2 separate regions of the Mus musculus genome follow, and region 2 is linked to region 1. A link is a loop called in an ENCODE intact Hi-C map of the cell type or tissue named here. Cell type or tissue: heart. All regions are shown on one strand.

The links. A loop is a pair of places that touch in the nucleus more often than their neighbours do. Peaks named below come from ENCODE experiments on the same cell type or tissue, not always from the same donor. Only the 100,000 strongest peaks of a DNase experiment are listed, where the experiment ranks them.
Region 2: a loop joins it to region 1, with 3 times the contacts of the local background. A loop is called at or near these places in 4 of 42 quality-filtered maps.

The regions. Positions count from the first base shown.
Region 1 is chr6:71,800,423-71,808,422 of GRCm38, forward strand. Reep1 (receptor accessory protein 1) reads left to right here. Exons shown (of 7, transcript NM_178608.4): 7 at 7,369-8,000. The coding sequence ends at 7,379. Among named protein-coding and RNA genes, the nearest start is that of Mrpl35, 19 kb to the right of the region's middle. In heart, a CTCF peak has its summit at 3,875 (motif pointing left); no DNase peak of the experiment used is centred here; H3K4me3 peaks cover 436 bases; H3K27ac peaks cover 3,288 bases.
Region 2 is chr6:71,394,923-71,402,922 of GRCm38, forward strand. Rmnd5a (required for meiotic nuclear division 5 homolog A) reads right to left here. Exons shown (of 9, transcript NM_024288.2): 5 at 4,205-4,371; 6 at 3,439-3,604; 7 at 1,930-2,032. Among named protein-coding and RNA genes, the nearest start is that of Cd8a, 25 kb to the left of the region's middle. In heart, a CTCF peak has its summit at 4,480 (motif pointing left); no DNase peak of the experiment used is centred here; H3K27ac peaks cover 446 bases.

The DNA of each region.
Region 1 (8,000 bases):
AGACAAGTGACAGACAGGAGCACTAAGCGGGGACACAGTGGGAGAGCAGCATTCAACCAGTCTTGGGCAGCCCATGTCCAACTGGGGCCTCCCAGGCCATCTTGGAAGCTGGGGACTCCCATTGGTAGACACTGGTAGACTTCCTAGTTCCTGGGAAACAGCTCTTCGTTGTCCCCAGATGGCCATGGTCATGTCTGTCCCCCATTCTACATGATGAGTTGTAAGAACCATGAGCCAGGACAGCATCACCCAGGGACCAGGTTGGTTAACGTCCCATTCTTTCTGATTCCTGCCTCTAAGATACCTTCACCTATGAGGACACCAGTAGTAGTCCAAGTCTATGTAGCAGACAATTAAATCAGCAGACAGTAGGGATCTACAGACTCTGCAGACCACTGCAGCAGGTGTCTAGGAATGGATGGCATTTGGAGGAGTGGAGCAGTAGCAGCAGATAGCTGGAAGCATCCAGCGGGGATGGCTCTGCTTGGAGTCTAGGCCTGGTAGCTTTGGCTCAAGCCTTGGCTTTTGCATTCCCTACTCTCCTAAGGTCCTGCTGCCAACCACTACTCTGGAATCTTCTTCCTGCCCCCTAGAGCTCCTTGCAAGGACCCAATCCATGATTCCTCCACAGTGGGAACCTCTATGTCCTTAGGGACAACTCTCCACTTTCTGGGTCTCCTTCTCCCTTCTGTAAGGTGGAAGGGATGGGTTAGTGTTTCTGTGGTCCCTCTAGCTCTCTGCCAGTGAAGGGCACTCTACTGGAAAGTGCTGGCAAGTGGGCTTGACTCACAGCAGGGGCGGAAGCTGACTCTCAAGCTTCTGCGCTTTGAGAGGATTGGGGGTGGGGGTGGAGGTGGGTCCTGTGGAATGGATGGTGTTCCGTTCAGAACATGGGAAGGTTCTAGTCATCCTTAGAGACTGAACTTTCTAAAGGATTTGCAAATCCAGGTCTTAATTCAGATAGTGGAGAAAGGAGAATTGGGAATTTGGGGGCTGACAGTCACCTTACAGGGCAGCAACAGCCATAGCGTTAGAGTTCAGAGCCCAGCACGCAGCAGTTGTTAGTCAGGTTCTGTTCTAATCTATGCCTCCCAGACACTAGAAAGTTCTCTCCCTCCCTCTCTGCTTCATTCTGATTGTCAGTCGGCTCCCTGCTGTTTCCTGCATAGTTCTGTCTCTTTGGAGAATCTTCCTGTCCACCACCTTTCCTCCCCTTTTTTCTCTCTTCCTCCCTGAGCTGCCTGTCATCAGTCAGAGAGGTGTATCGGGCCCTTTTAAAGTCAAGTCAGCAGGGCATAAATTTAAGTACACGCGGGTTTCGTTCCAAAGCCCCTTCTCTAACAGGTTGTTCTTTTCTTCCTCCTTGGTGACTGCTGGGATCCTGGATGTAAGTGTTCAGACAGGCATGTCCCGTCAGCACATCTGCTGCCTTGCATCACTAATGTGTGCCGTGTGGGATGTATGCTAACCTGGGTGTCGTGCTGCACTGTGGGTGGGTGGCTCAGCGCCTAGGGCTGGCAGATCTGTTCAGGTCTTTAAAGGACTGAGACTACCCAGCCCCTCCTTTCTATCCTCCAGTGCTGAGCCGACACTAACACATGCAGGTGCCCGATTGTGGAAGACAACAGGGACCCCTGTCTTTAAGTAGAAACCATCGACCTTGACCCAACCATGACAGTTCAGTGAGCTCCAGGCTTGGGGTACCTTTGCTAAAGGGTTGGGAGGACCTCTTATGGGAGAGCATATATCCACACAAGTTCTCAGGGTCTTGGAGTCTTAGCCATTGGGCAGAGGACATATTAGATCACAAGTCTATGCAAATCTACAGATACACTCTGTAGTTTCCTGCCCAGTCACTTGTCCTTGATTATCAGATTAGTACCACTCCTCAGTGTGGACAAATCCAGTGTGACTTATTTCTTATTTACTCTGCTGCTTGTTCCAAAAAGTATATGTGTGTATGCACGTATGTATGAATGTATGTATGCATATGTGTATCTGTATGTGTGCATGCATGTGTGTGTGTGTGTGTGTGTGTGTGAGAAACAGTGAGCCAAAGTAAGAAAGTGAAAGTGGGAAGTGAGAAGAAAGGAAGATAGGATCAGGAGAAAATTGTAAATGCATGCTGCCTGGTCATTCCTCACACCCTGAAGAGGGAAATACAGTTAACCAGCGTCCATGGTGCATTGGCACTCAGAGGCATGGCTATCCCAAGAGTGAGGCAGATTATACAAACAAGGGACTAGGGACTTGGCTGAGTGGTAGAGCATCTGCCCGGCATGTGCAATGGCCTGGATTTGATTTCCATCATTCAGAAAAGTAAAGATAAGACAGTAAATACCGGGGCTTGAGAGATGGTTAAGAGAGTGGTTAAGAGCACTGACTGCTCTTCCAAAGATCCTGAGTTCAAATCCCAGCAACCACATGGTGGCTCACAACCATCCGTAATGAGATCTGATGCCCTCTTTTGGTGCGTCTGAAGACAGCTACAGATTACTTGGATACGATAATAAATAAATCTTAAAAAAAAAAAAAAAAGATAGTAAATACCAACAGCACACTTGGCAGACACACAGGACCATCCTAACAATTGGGGTGTTTTTAGGCAGGGTTCTGTGTCTCTCTTTCTGTCTCCCAGCCACCCACACTGGCCTCCTGTGCTCCCAGCCTCTGCCCAGATCAGGCCAGGCTTCTACTCCTGCCTAGATATCTGTAATGATCGCCACTCCTGGGAGTCACAGAACTACTTCTTTTCAAACTACGCTTCTTGTTCAAGGTTGCAGTGGGAAGCATGCACAAAGCCCTGTTAAGAGTTTCAGTGCCGAGATGGGCCCTGATTTTTGTTTCTTTCTTCGTTTTATTTTGCTTTTGTGTCTGAGACAGGGTCTCCACACTGGAGCCGAGACTAGCCTGGAACTCACTTTGTGGCCCAGGCTAACCCAAAGAAAATTTCTGCCTCCGTTTCCCAGAGTTAGGGGTACTGGCATGCATGCCCACCTATGAGGTGGTTATCATTGTGGTTAGTGTGTGGTTTAGATGCTCAGCCTCAGGACATTCTGGTGGGCAGACTGAGGAATTATATACCCAAGGATCCTGCGGTGTCTCTGGGTTATCATAACAACTGGCAGGGGAAAACTCTTCATTTAAGGGAACAGCACACACCTGTTCAGAGGTCTAAACTCAGCTAGGATGAACTCATCCTGAAGATGTAGGTTTTTGAGGGGTGGAGCTAGCCAGGATGCTTCTGCATTTTTACTTTGGCCTGAGAGCCTTGGGTCCTAACTAGGTCTGGACCTTATTCTTCTTTCCAGACAGGAGGAATCTGTGTCTAGAGGGATGTCCTGGTTAGTGAGAGCCATGCTCCAGTGTGGAGCAGAGCTGAACTGTCTAAAATGACAACAGGCTTCCATTGAGATCACTAGATGATCCGGACCAGCTGAGTGCCCAGGCCTTCCTCAGACACTCAGAGGACAAGGGATGAGCAGCCACAGCCCCACAACTCAGGATGTTTTCTGCTGAGACACTGTGGCCCACAAGAGAACCAGGGCATATGGCAGGAGCTGCAGGGTATAGATTCTAGGCATTATCTGGGGCTCAGGCAACTTTGGAAGACCAGAGTGTTCAAGAAAGGTGGCATTACTGCTCTCAAGTTCAACAAGCTGATTTAGGCAGGGAAGGACAAGAAAGCAACTATACTCGGAGTAAACAGTCTGCGAGAGGCACAAAGTGAAGAAAGAAAGAAAAAAAAATCAAGGCAAATTTATGATGTCAGGCTGACAAGGCTCACACAGCCTGAGCAGATGGCTCTCCACCCACGGCTCAGCCCTATAAGGCCGGCTGACAGCAGCTATGGGCTCATGCTGCCCTCTGCTGGCTGCTATGGAGCACTGGAAACTGGAAACACGAAACACTCTTAGTTGCAGCTTTTAGTTAATTCCACAAGGACTACTGTTACACAGCAACTAGCCCGTTCTGCGCCTGAATAGGATTTTAGAAGCAGTAGCAGGGTGTCCCAACAAGAGCTCAGGAGTCTGTATGTAGACGTCAGAGTGGTGGAATCGGATGAGTTGTGGACCCTCTAGCTCTATCTTCTGTAACTCTGGATGAAGACAACATACCAAGAATAGAACTATGTTCTGGATGAAGATAACAGACCAAGAATAGAACCATGTGTCCGTGGATTCGAGATAAACTGGGTATAGCAGAAAGTAATTTGCATTCTGCCTAAGCTAGGACATTCTGGCTCAATGACATGGCTGCATTCAATGGGCCAACTTAATTCTGGAGCTTTGCCTATAGCTCATTCAAGTTTCACTGAAGTAAGAATCTTGCTGTCGCATGGGGGTGGGGTGGGAGATACATTCAGATTTTGCATCTTTATGAGGGTCCTCTTCTATCTAGCACCAGGTATTTTGAAATGAAAAATCTGCATCCATTAGGTCTCTAGGCCTACATTTTACATACTGTCTCTTCCAGGATGCCTGGTGCTGCATAGACAAGGGTACTGCACTGTCAGCATCTCCTGTGTGTACGAGTTAGAAAGCATCACCCCTCGGAGGCACAGTTCTTGTCTTCAGAGAAGGCTATTTCTGTTGTCCACTCTTCCATTGTCCAGTCACAGATCTAAGAACAGGGCATGGCAAGTCTCAGAGTTAAGGAAGTGTCTTCTATCCTCCTGGGAGCTGTTCAATGGCTTCTGAGTCTGCAGTTGATTCTGTACACTCTGCTAAGGCTTCCACTTATACCTTCACTTTCCTGAGTCCCCCCTAAAGACAGTACGGCTTCTTCAGATAGGGGGCCCTGGCTGTCCTAACAGGTTTGTTGTGCTGTGTACCTAATCACCCTTCCTGCCATCCTTGCTCCCTTCCACACTGACCCCTTCTCGCTGTCCTTTGTCTCCTTTGTTAGATGGACATTAAGTGGTTGAGGGAGATGTGAATGAGGGTGGTGTGAAGTCATGGGAGCCCCACCAGGTCCGAAACCCACTGGCGTTTTCTGACGAGGAGGAGGAGGACCTGTTGGAGTTCATGTACAAGTATAAGGCACCGAGGAGGAGCGAGTTGCCCCTGGAGGTACATAGTGTCTGGGGGTGTGGGCTAGAACATGTGTTTGCACTAGAGATCTGGGGGTCCTGAGAATGACATTACTTGTGATACCCAACACTTTCTGAGTGCTTAGGGGAAAGAACGACTTCCCTCCAAACAGGTAGGACAAACCACCAGTTACCTGCCAAGATCTGTGTGTGTATGTGTGCGTGCGTGCGTGCGTGCGTGCGTGCGTGCGTGTGTGTGTGTGTGTGTGCAGCTACCCCATGGAGTCCATACCCCATGGAGTCCAGGACAGTAAGTGCCTCACCAGGTGAGTTATTCCTCCAGCTCCAGTTCTTTAGTTATCAGGAAACAATATACTTAGCACTGTGGCCAATTATGGATATAGACAGGGCTTTGGCAGCAGAAGGACCATGCCTGTGACTCGTGTTCTGTGACAAAGGTGGAGAGTTACTAGTCACAGGCTCAGGGAAAAGCCACTCAATTCCTTTCTGGTTCTTTATCTACTAAACCTGATGGCCTGCGGGTCCATTGTGAAAAAGTCATGATTCCGGTCACACACAAAATTAGAGACCCTGGTGAGAATCAGACAGGATGCTCAGAAACATTCCCCTTCATAAGCCTAGGCTCCTAGCATCCCTGTTCTCTCTGAGATGGAAGCTACAACCACCTCAGATGGAGGAGTTCCTCACATTCCTGGACAAGATGGATCATTTCATATTCTCTCATATATTCTTGCCCCCCCCAACCCTTCTCCAGTGTTGGGATCAAGCCAGGGCCACCCACATATGCTAGACAGACATTCTACCACTGGGCTATGTCTCCAACCGGTCAGTGTGGATTAGTTCTGGGTACTGGGTGAGTCCTATCTGACCTCAGGATCTGGGAAACCTCATGATGGGGAGAGTTCTCTCTCAATCTCTAAATATGCCAGAGCCCAAGAGAGTCTTGTTTTGTTTGTTTGTTGTTTTGTTGTTGTTATTGTTTTTGAGACAGGGTTTCATTTTATAGCCCAATCTGGCCTCCACCTTTCTCTGTAGTAGAGGCTGGCCATGAACACCTAATGCTCCTGCCTCTACTTCCCGAATACTGGGATCACAAGTGTGCATCATGACACCTAGCTGTGGTTTTAAAGCTTTGCACACAGCTCCCCTGTTTACTGTAATGGCCAAGAGGCAGGTGCCTAAAAGGGGGGATTTTATTGCTGCAGTCTCAGGCAACATCTGTAGTGAGCAATGAGCATTCCCTACCAGTGAGGCAATGGCCTGGGGCATCTGGGGGAGCAGGGAGCTAGTCATCGGGAGATGGTGGGTGGAGAAGGGGGACAGGCCTCAGGAAGTTCAGTCTGATGGGCAGGGAAGGGAGATATCCCACAGCTGGGCTTGGGTACAAAGTCTGCTGTGGGGTGTATGCAAAGCACTATGAGGAAAAGAAGCTGGAGGTATGTATCTTGTGGATAGAGTACTTGTTTAGCAATGTATGAACCCTGGGGTCAACACTCCAGTATGGGAGGGAAACAGAGAAACACTCAGCCCTGTGTGGAGCACATCTGTAATGTCAACACTACACTTGGAAGGCTGAAGTAGGAGGATCACCCCAAGTTTGAGGCCAGCCTGGGATACAAAATGATCTCATGGCCACCCTGAGTTACTTAGAATAACCTTGTCTCAAATGAATGACCACCAACCAAACCACTATAAGAGACAACAGTGGCTGTGTGTGGTCAGGCAGAGGCCAGAGCCAAGGGGTCTCCTAGACTTTGAAGCTGGTGCTCAAGGGGACTAGAAATATACAAGAATAGGGCTTCCAGTCAGAGGGGACAGTGGTGTGAACCCCATTCGGTGACATGCTGGGAGGATGTCATTTCTTTCATTTCTATCGTGATGCCTCCTGTGGTTTGTGCCTCCTCTGAGAGAAAAGGTCTCTGCAATCATCTTCAGGGAGATGAGGTAGTGGTGGCCTTCCAGGTGTGGCTTGCTGGAGAGTAAAAGAGAACAGAGACTGGACGTTTGTGTGAAAGCACACGCCAGAAAAAAGTTCCCATAGGAACTATAAAACTCAGCCAAGGGCTGGAGCTGTCCCCTGAAGCAAGGAAGCCATGCCATTCTGTATGCCCTTCCTTCTCTTCAGCCTCAGGAAGGAGCAGTGGCCTTCCCGGGGGGCCTCAGCCTCACCTCACAGGGTGCAACGCTAGAATCTGATTCCTGTTGTAGGGAACCCAGCTCTACCCAACAACAGAGGGAGCTGGCTCAAGTACCCCTACCTGACGCTGTTCCCCAAGATTCCACCCTCAAGCCCCTCTCTCTGCTTTCTCTCTCAGGCACCGCCTAGAACCCTACGATCCCGCTTCAGGAAGAAAAGTACCTCATCCTCGGCCACTGAAACCACGTGAGATGAGCCAACAGCCCCGGATCCACACATGTCTGTCTCCTCTGCCTTAAAGAGCTAGTCACTAGTACCATGGAAGTCCGCAGGCTGGGTGTGCTTCGAGTGTGCAGCCCACGGACATGGCCTTTACTCGCTCCCCTCTTCTGCCTTTAAGACTCTTCTGTTCTTTCCTTTTTGTTCCTGCTGGGGAGAGGCTAAAGGGAAAAGGTGGTGGTGGAGGGTGACCTTTACGTCTTCTGGGGTTAGTGATTTTCCCCAATTGGATTGTCATTGTGGCCGCAGTGTTTTTAGATCTATAAGCACTCTTTCCATGATGCTGCTGAGATGTACATTTGTAATTTGTTTGTTGCATAGTTTTTAGTCCTGTAAATGCAAACGACGTGATCTTTTTTAAAAACCCTTTTGTTGTTCTTGGTACTAATACATTGGACTATGGTGTACATAGTTACAGCTTTTGGCTTAATGTAATGAACTCGCAAGGGCTGCCAGAAGTTCTGGTGAGAGAGCTGCAAAAACAAAAATGTAGACAAATATTTTAATTCTAGGCAATGTCTCCAACTTCCT
Region 2 (8,000 bases), 410 kb before region 1:
GGCAGCCTGGCCCACCACTAAGCTACATCCCCTGCCTAAATACCTTGTCATTTCACCAGAACATATACCAAGAGCAGAAGCAGACAGTCTGACTGCTCTGTAGAAGTGCTTGGTTAGGTGATAAATTCAGCGCAACAACTCCTCCAAGGGCAGTCTAAATATAGTTACCTTCTGGGTGACTTCAGATCTGAGTTTCCTATGTAATTTGTATGAAATGGTCCAGAAAAAACCTGAAGCAGGGAGGTAGGCAAAGTTTCTGTTTTTGTTTCTCCCCGGTGCTGGAGTCCAATGCAGGGTTTGCATGTGGCTAGGCGAGCTTTAGTCCAGCGCCCCATCCTAGCTCCTGACCATCACCCCTGTGCATGTGCCCCCTTTCTGTGCCTTTTGAGATAGGATCTCCATAAGTTGCCCAGGCAGGCCTTGATTTTACAATCCTCTTGCCTCAGCCTCCTACATATCTGGAATTGCAGGCTTGTGACATCAGCTTAAGCTTAATCGCAACATGACTTTTAGTCATTTGTTCACATTAAAAGCTCACGGCATGATATCAACATTGTGTTTTTGCCACAAATAAATCAAACCATATAAAAGTTTGAAATTATCTATCAGACCTGCTACTGAATACCAGAGCCTCCACAAATACTTCGTGTTCCTTCCTTCTTATTCTCAAAGTCCATTACTGCCAGGTGTGGTGGCACACACCTTTAATCCCAGCAGAGAAAGGGGATTTTGAGTTTGAGGCCAGTCTGATTGATACAATCTAGACAAAACGAGTTCCACGCCAGCCAGGGACACACAGACTTAAGTCGATTAATAACGATCTTTAAGAAAAACTGACAAAGGGGGAGGAATTCAGTGTGCACAAGGATCTGAGTCCAAACTACAGTACTGCAAAAACGGTGGAACACACCTATAAACCCAGTGCCCAGGGGGATCAGAGGAAACCCCAACTGGCCTACATATTAAGAGTATCCCCTGAGCCCCCAAAAAGAAAAGGGGGGGGGGGGCAAAAGCCAAAAGCACAACAAATCTTTCCTGAGGAAAGATTACCAACCACTACCTCTTGTTGCTTTTCCAGTCAAGAGCATGCTGTTAGCTGAGATCCCCTACAGATTACTCTACTTCAGTGTGCATATTTCAAAAACACTCACAGCAAGATCATGCAACTGCCAGAAGCTGGTTATCTGCTTAAGAAAAAGAGTTCTTCATTTGCTCCAGCAGCAGCAGCAGCAGCAGCAGCAGCAGCAGCAGCAGAGTACAGTGCTGCTTATATCCTGAGCACATGTAGCACTGGGAAGACACCTGTGCCTTTAACACAAAGCATCCTCTTGACAAGCTGCTATAGTTGGTGCAACCAACTGACAGGCTTACAACTGAAAGAACAAGCTAGCTACAGACAAATCTGTGTGCAGGTGTGGTAAAAAAAAAAGCAGCTCATGTCAATGGCTGACTAATTTAACCCTCCGGCATCTGTGACATAATTTTCTCACAAATGGAAATTACAGGTTAAAGTCCCTCAAATTTATTTTCTTGTTTCATTTTTGTTGTTGTTGTTGTTAAGATAGTGTCTCACTAAGAGGCCCTGATTACCCTAGAACATAGTATGTAGGCTGGTCTCAAATTTACAAACATCTTCCTAACTCTCCCATCACCTCCCTATACCTATTTTAACTTTAACTAGTTAACTGACTTGTTTCCTTTTTAGAGCGGTGCTGAGACTAGACTCAAAGCTTCAAGCCTGCTAGGCAAATGGTCTTCCACTGAGCTATACTCCCAACCTTATTTTTCACTCATGTTATGTGCATTAAAACAAAAACAGAAACAAAAACAAACAAACAAACAAAACATGTTGAATAGCTACAATAGCGTTTTCTGGTTAAATGGCGAAATTTAAACATTCATCTTCAAGGATTGTCAAGTTGAACTCACAGGTAATTCGTCTTTCTGGTTCCAAACTCCAGTACACTGCCTCTGCTCAATCACAGCTTTGATGTTAATTAGCGCAGGCAGCGCCACACAACCTGCTGAGAAACTGAGGGCAAAAGAGGAAGCATCAGTGCCAACCCCAGGGATGCTAACCCTACAGCAGGTGCAGGACAGCTATTCCTCTAAAAAGAAAACAACTCAACTTTTTTCTCCCTCATGCTCCCAGTCCTCAGCTCTATTTCCTATAATTACTAAAACGTAATCCTCTTTACAAGTAAAACACAAACTTCTAGCACTGTCACATAACCCTAGGCAGCGTGGGAGAAGGAAGAAGAAGAGCAAGCTTTCAAAAGATTGCGTTCTGATAGGACATTTAATTTCCACTAACCCCTCAGTAATTAAAAAGATACTTGGCTTGCCTATCAGGAGAGAGGTAGCGCTGGCCTTCTGTGCTGAGAGGGACGAGCCGTCATCATGAGCACAAATCGCATCACTTCAAGGAGGGGTGAGGGAAATGCAAGGCCTAAAGACCAGTGTGCCTCAGACACGGTGGACTTGTGCTTTAGCATTTAAAGGGGAGGAGACTCTTCTGGGCCTGTCTTCTCTTTAAGTATGATTATGCAAGGTTATATGAATAAAACATTCCAAAGTTTTCCCACCAGTTTACAGTTATTTTTTTTAAACTACAATGTCTTCGCCAGTCTCATCAGAAAAGGCTTTCAAGCTCAGAACCAAAACTTTTAACTTTAGTCTAAAATCGTGACCTTTATCACTGTATGGAAAGATGCACACACTTGCTTCCTTTACTGTGACAAACTTACTTCATTCACTTGGAAAAATAACTTAAAACCAAGAATGTCAATAAACTGTGGTTTGGTTTTCATAGAGTAGATCACTTTTTGTTAGAAATTAAATTTACTGATTGATTCATTTATAAATCACAATAAACACAATAAATTTGAGTGTCTGTCGCAAATGAGTTCAAGTAAAAACTGTATTCTGCAACAAGACATAACACAGGTGCTTTGTCAACACAAGCATCATACTGTGGTGAGAAACTAAACGCTTTATGCAAATGCCCTATTGTGTCACAGAGAATGCTAAGAAGATCCAGACCCAAATATCAACTGAAAGCAAGTATCTATTGCCCACCCAAAGTACTGCAGAGCTCAGCAAGCATTTCCTAGGCAGCCAGCATGGTAGTGATGATACCTGCTGAGGCTGGCATCAGTGTCCCCACAACACAGACCCTGACATTTAACTTACTTCTGCTTCTGCATCATCCGTGCAAATGTCAGCAGTGGAAAGGGTTTTGGGACTCCCTGGCTCCCGGGTCACATTTGGAGAACTTGCTGACCTAAACTGTGTCATTGCCATCTGTGGCAAGCACTTCAAGTACCAACTATTATACGTCTCCAGAAAGACAACACAATCTACTGGTTTGATTAAAGGACCAGGAAAAGCCACCCAGTATAATGCCCATTTCAGAGCAACCAGAGCCCATTACTACACCTGACACTGAGAGGAGACTCCACGGAGAGCCCCAGGAGGGCACAAGCATCCCGTGTAAAGATGTCACAGATGTCAGCCCACTGGTTTGCATCAAGTAAGTGAACATATGGTGAGTTTTCAATCCCTTGTCGCAGGTACACGAGGCTTCCCATCAATACCTGAATGTCTAAAAGAAAAAGCTCCAGCACAATGAAGGTGTGTACTCACGTCTCAAACAGCACTGACTTGTGAAGACATGTCCATCCCATGTGACACAGCCTAAAATAATGTAAACGTGGTCCCTAAGCGTGATCGCAAATCCTCCTCCTTAATTAAGTATACAGGAGAGGAGAAGAAGAAAGCACTGAAAATAACGAGCTCAGACTTTCTAGTCTTACACTGCCATATGTGTTTGGTGAATACGTAGCTACTCTGACACGTGTGGCAGCAGCACGTGGTGAGAGGAAAGTGGCCAAGGAGCAAGCCACAGCTTGGTCTTGGTGTCCTTATATTAAAGAGTCCTTAACTGCCAGTTATCCCAACAGTTTTAGTCATTAGAAAATATGTATGAGAGACACAAGTAGTGGCTACTAGCTCCCCCCAAACACTAAAGACCTCCTCCTCATTGTACTCTTAGCATTCTGGAGGCTGACCTAGGAGAATCACAAGTTTTGAGACCAGCCTGGGCCATACACAGAGACTGTCTCAACTCCTTGTACTCTCTCCACCTTGCCCATGCTCCCTCCCCAAAGAACAAAGGAAAACAGCAGTCTGATTCCAGACTCACCTTTTTGATGATTTAGGGCAAATGGCTGGAAATTTTTCGCATATTGTAAGGCTTCTCGCTGATTTGTAGTTCCACCCATTAACAAGCTAATAAAATACAGTCGGTGTAGCTTAAATTCCAAGGAACTGTTTTGGGCTATGAGCATTTCTCGGTTTGATACTGCCCACCTAAGGCAACAGAAAAATGTGTCAAGGGTAATCAAGGACATGAGTAGGATGCTTTAAAAACTGGTTGACATCTAGCATAAGAGGGTCTAGTTTGCCCTCTTGTGGGAGGTTGTGGTAATATCAACCATTAGGAGATGCAAACACAAAGGAAATTATATTAGATGATAATTACTTCTTCACTAAGGTATTACAGTGAATGGCTCTGGTATGTCACATAATACACTTGGATTTGAAGGGGGCCACACTCTGGAGTGTAAGCCTTGAGATTCACACCTAAATCACTTATAGCCACCCTTCTTCCTATTAAGCAAGCATATTTGTAAATTAGCCAAAATTCTGAAGGGAGCCCCTTACTTTTTAAATTACACGCTTCCATTTCTTACGCTTCCGTTCTTTACTCACATCATAACCTTCCCGGGAAGCTGGAGGACAGCCATGAACTCAAGCAAGGCTTGGTGCAGGCACCTTTACCTGCTTCACTACTTCACAGGCCTGGAATCTCTACTCTGTCTAGCATTAAGAACCTGCAAACATTGAGGCTGTGGATGCAGCTCAGTGATGGGGTGGTTGTTTACACAAATAAAAGGGTCCTGGGTTCAACCCCCAGCACTGCAACAACAAAATACACCAAAGAAACAAACCCAGAAACCATAGATATTTCTCAAGGTTCCCAGTCTTTTTTAGGATTTACTTTTATGTGTGTTTGTGTGTTGTCCCATGTATTATGCACGTGTGCATGTCGCGTACCCTCAAAGGCCACAGGAGAGCACTGGGGTCCCTTGCACTGGGGTTATAGTTTTGATCTATCATGTGAGTGCTGGGAACAAAGCCCAGGTCTTCTGGAAGTGCGACAAGTGCTCACCACTGAGTCCCAGTACTTTGAGAAGATAAAAAAAAGCATACATACACTATGTGCTCTCATGACAAAAAGATTTGTATAGCTATACTATCACTATATCTATACACAGGGAAATAATGTTCTGTTCTGAAACTCTGAAGTGCCATGAGTGATCAGGCAGCAGCTGCACAAGGAGGGACTAATTCATCTTTAACTTTAACTTTATCAGCTGTTAAAGTCAAATTTTACAAATGTGATAAGAAAGCTTCATTTTGATATTCAACTATAAAGCCTATCCTTTAATTGACTTTTATTTGGACATTTTTCAGCTAACCCAATTCACCAAGGACCACTTGAACATGAACCAGGTATGAATATAAAATGTGAGCAAGCCGAGCTGGGAATATATTCTGTGGTGGAGCGCTTGCCCAGCATGTACAAGGCCTCTGCCTTGATCCCTGGCACATGGGGAAGGGAGAACAAAGTAAAGGTGACATAAAATACGAGTAACTCTTCCTCCATTGTACCCAATAGCACCTTCCTTATCTAATAATTTCCCAACAGTACTCTTGTCCCTATCACTAGCTTGCTCAAGTCACCTAACACTAATAAATGAATGACAATTTGAGTGGATGAAACAAAAACAAACAACAAACAAAACAAACAAAAAAAACCCAACAATGTTTTTCCAGATCCTAGACCTGAGATTACAGTCTTCTCCCGATGACTCAACCAACTTTAACATTTAGGCTGCACATTAAGGAAATAATTTTTTTTAAAAATAAAAGTAAAGGCTTTTATACAAAGCAGAAGTAAATATGTCACCCAAGTACACTCACCCTCTTGACTTTGTGACATGATGGTGTCATATTTAAAGTTCATGCTAAAGAATCAGCAGGATGGGAAATAGTGTATGTTTTGTTTTCTGAAACTGGCTGATCATATTTAATATATATTCTAAGTTCATGCATTTCCCTTTAAATTTCATAATTTCACTTTTCTTTAGAGCGGAATAATGTTACACATTATATATGTAACATACTATCATGGTCCATTTATCTGCTGGACTAGGTTGGTTTTATTTCCTAGCTACAGTGATAACTTGGGGTGCAGATCACCCTGCAACACAGGGTTCTTTGTGTATATGCCCAGGAGTGGACTGCAGGCTTTAAGGAAGTTCAGATTTTGTGTTGGAGCACTCACAGGTCTCTTGGGACACATGCAGCTGAGGGCTGGTCAGCTTTTTGCTCACAGTTCAATTCAAATTGAAAGAGACAAAAGCTACTCTGCCTTGGTTTTTACTTTATACTACAGGTTCCTAATAGGGAGAGGGCACAGATTAGCATCACTTTGCTGTTGCCAAAGGATATGTAGATATCACAACCCTTTAGCCACTGCAATCTCTAAATAAGAATTTTGGGATTCTCATAATCAGACCCCCCACCCCCAATAATGGTACTTGGTGACCTAATCAGTAGTAGCCCACACTGACACTCACACAGCACCAACAGCAGCATTCTACCCTGCTCAGACTATGAAAAGGTTTGGGATATTTAAGGCTCTGTATATATAATTTCCATCACACACACACACACACACACACACACACACACACATAATAACATGATGTTACTCACATGGTTAGCTCTCCCCTCTTCTCTCCTAAATTTGCCACTTGGATGGGGTACTATTTCTGGTAAAAATGCATCTGGCCAAGGCTCACAGCCCTCACCACTATACCCATTTTCAGCATGTTAAAGACTACAAATGCCCTTCCCTTCTAATATTCCTGTGGAAGACTTCCACCACTCTTCTTATTTTTTTCCCCCTCTTGGGAATGACTAACAATACTCAGCCCTACAAGTACAAACTTAATGGGAAGCTATTAATAGTATAATCCAAATGTCTTTAAAATTCAAAAAATGGAAAACACCACAAATCAAATTCAGTGGAAGAGCTAGCAATTTCCTAACATCACTGTGGAAACAAAAAGACCACCAACAGTTCATTCAAAGGTATTATCAGCAATCTTGGTGTGTACTCAGGGTCCTGAGCCTGTATCTCCCGGCCTTTCCTCTTATCCCATCTTTGTGTCCTGCTGACCCAACCCACAAAAGCACTCTCAGCCAGTAATCATATACCAGCACAATTAACTAGGATCCAGACAGGGCAACACCAACCAAAGCATGGGATACCCACCCCCCCAAAAAAGACAAGACCAGATAGCTATACTAAGAAACACCTCAAATATCCTAACTGCAGATACCTAGATCCAAGTCCCCAAACACAAATATAAACAGTAAACATTTGGATTGTTCCTCCAGAAACAAATCTATTGCAGTAGGCCTGTGAAATGCAATTTAACTGACACAGAAGATAGGAGCTTCAAAATACCAAGTATAGTATGTTAAAAGAAGGTATGAAATGCCTCAGTGAAGACGATGGAAACACAAAGAGTGGAATGAAACAATAAAAACACTGTAAGACATGAAAGCAGAAACAAAAAACTAAAACTCAGACAAAATTGAAAATGAAAAATTTAGGAGGTCAAATAAAAGCCTCATAGGTAAGCCTCACCAACAGAACAAGACACAGAAGAGAGAGAATTTCAGGTCTTGAAGAGAAAGCAGAAGCAATGGATCACGCAGTCAAAGGAAATGTTAAATCCAAAAACAATCCAGGAAATCTGAGACACTATAAAAACACCGTATCTACAAATAATAGAAATAGAGGAAGGAGAAAAACTCAAGTCAAAGGCAAATAATACAACTTTTTAACAAAATCGTAGAAA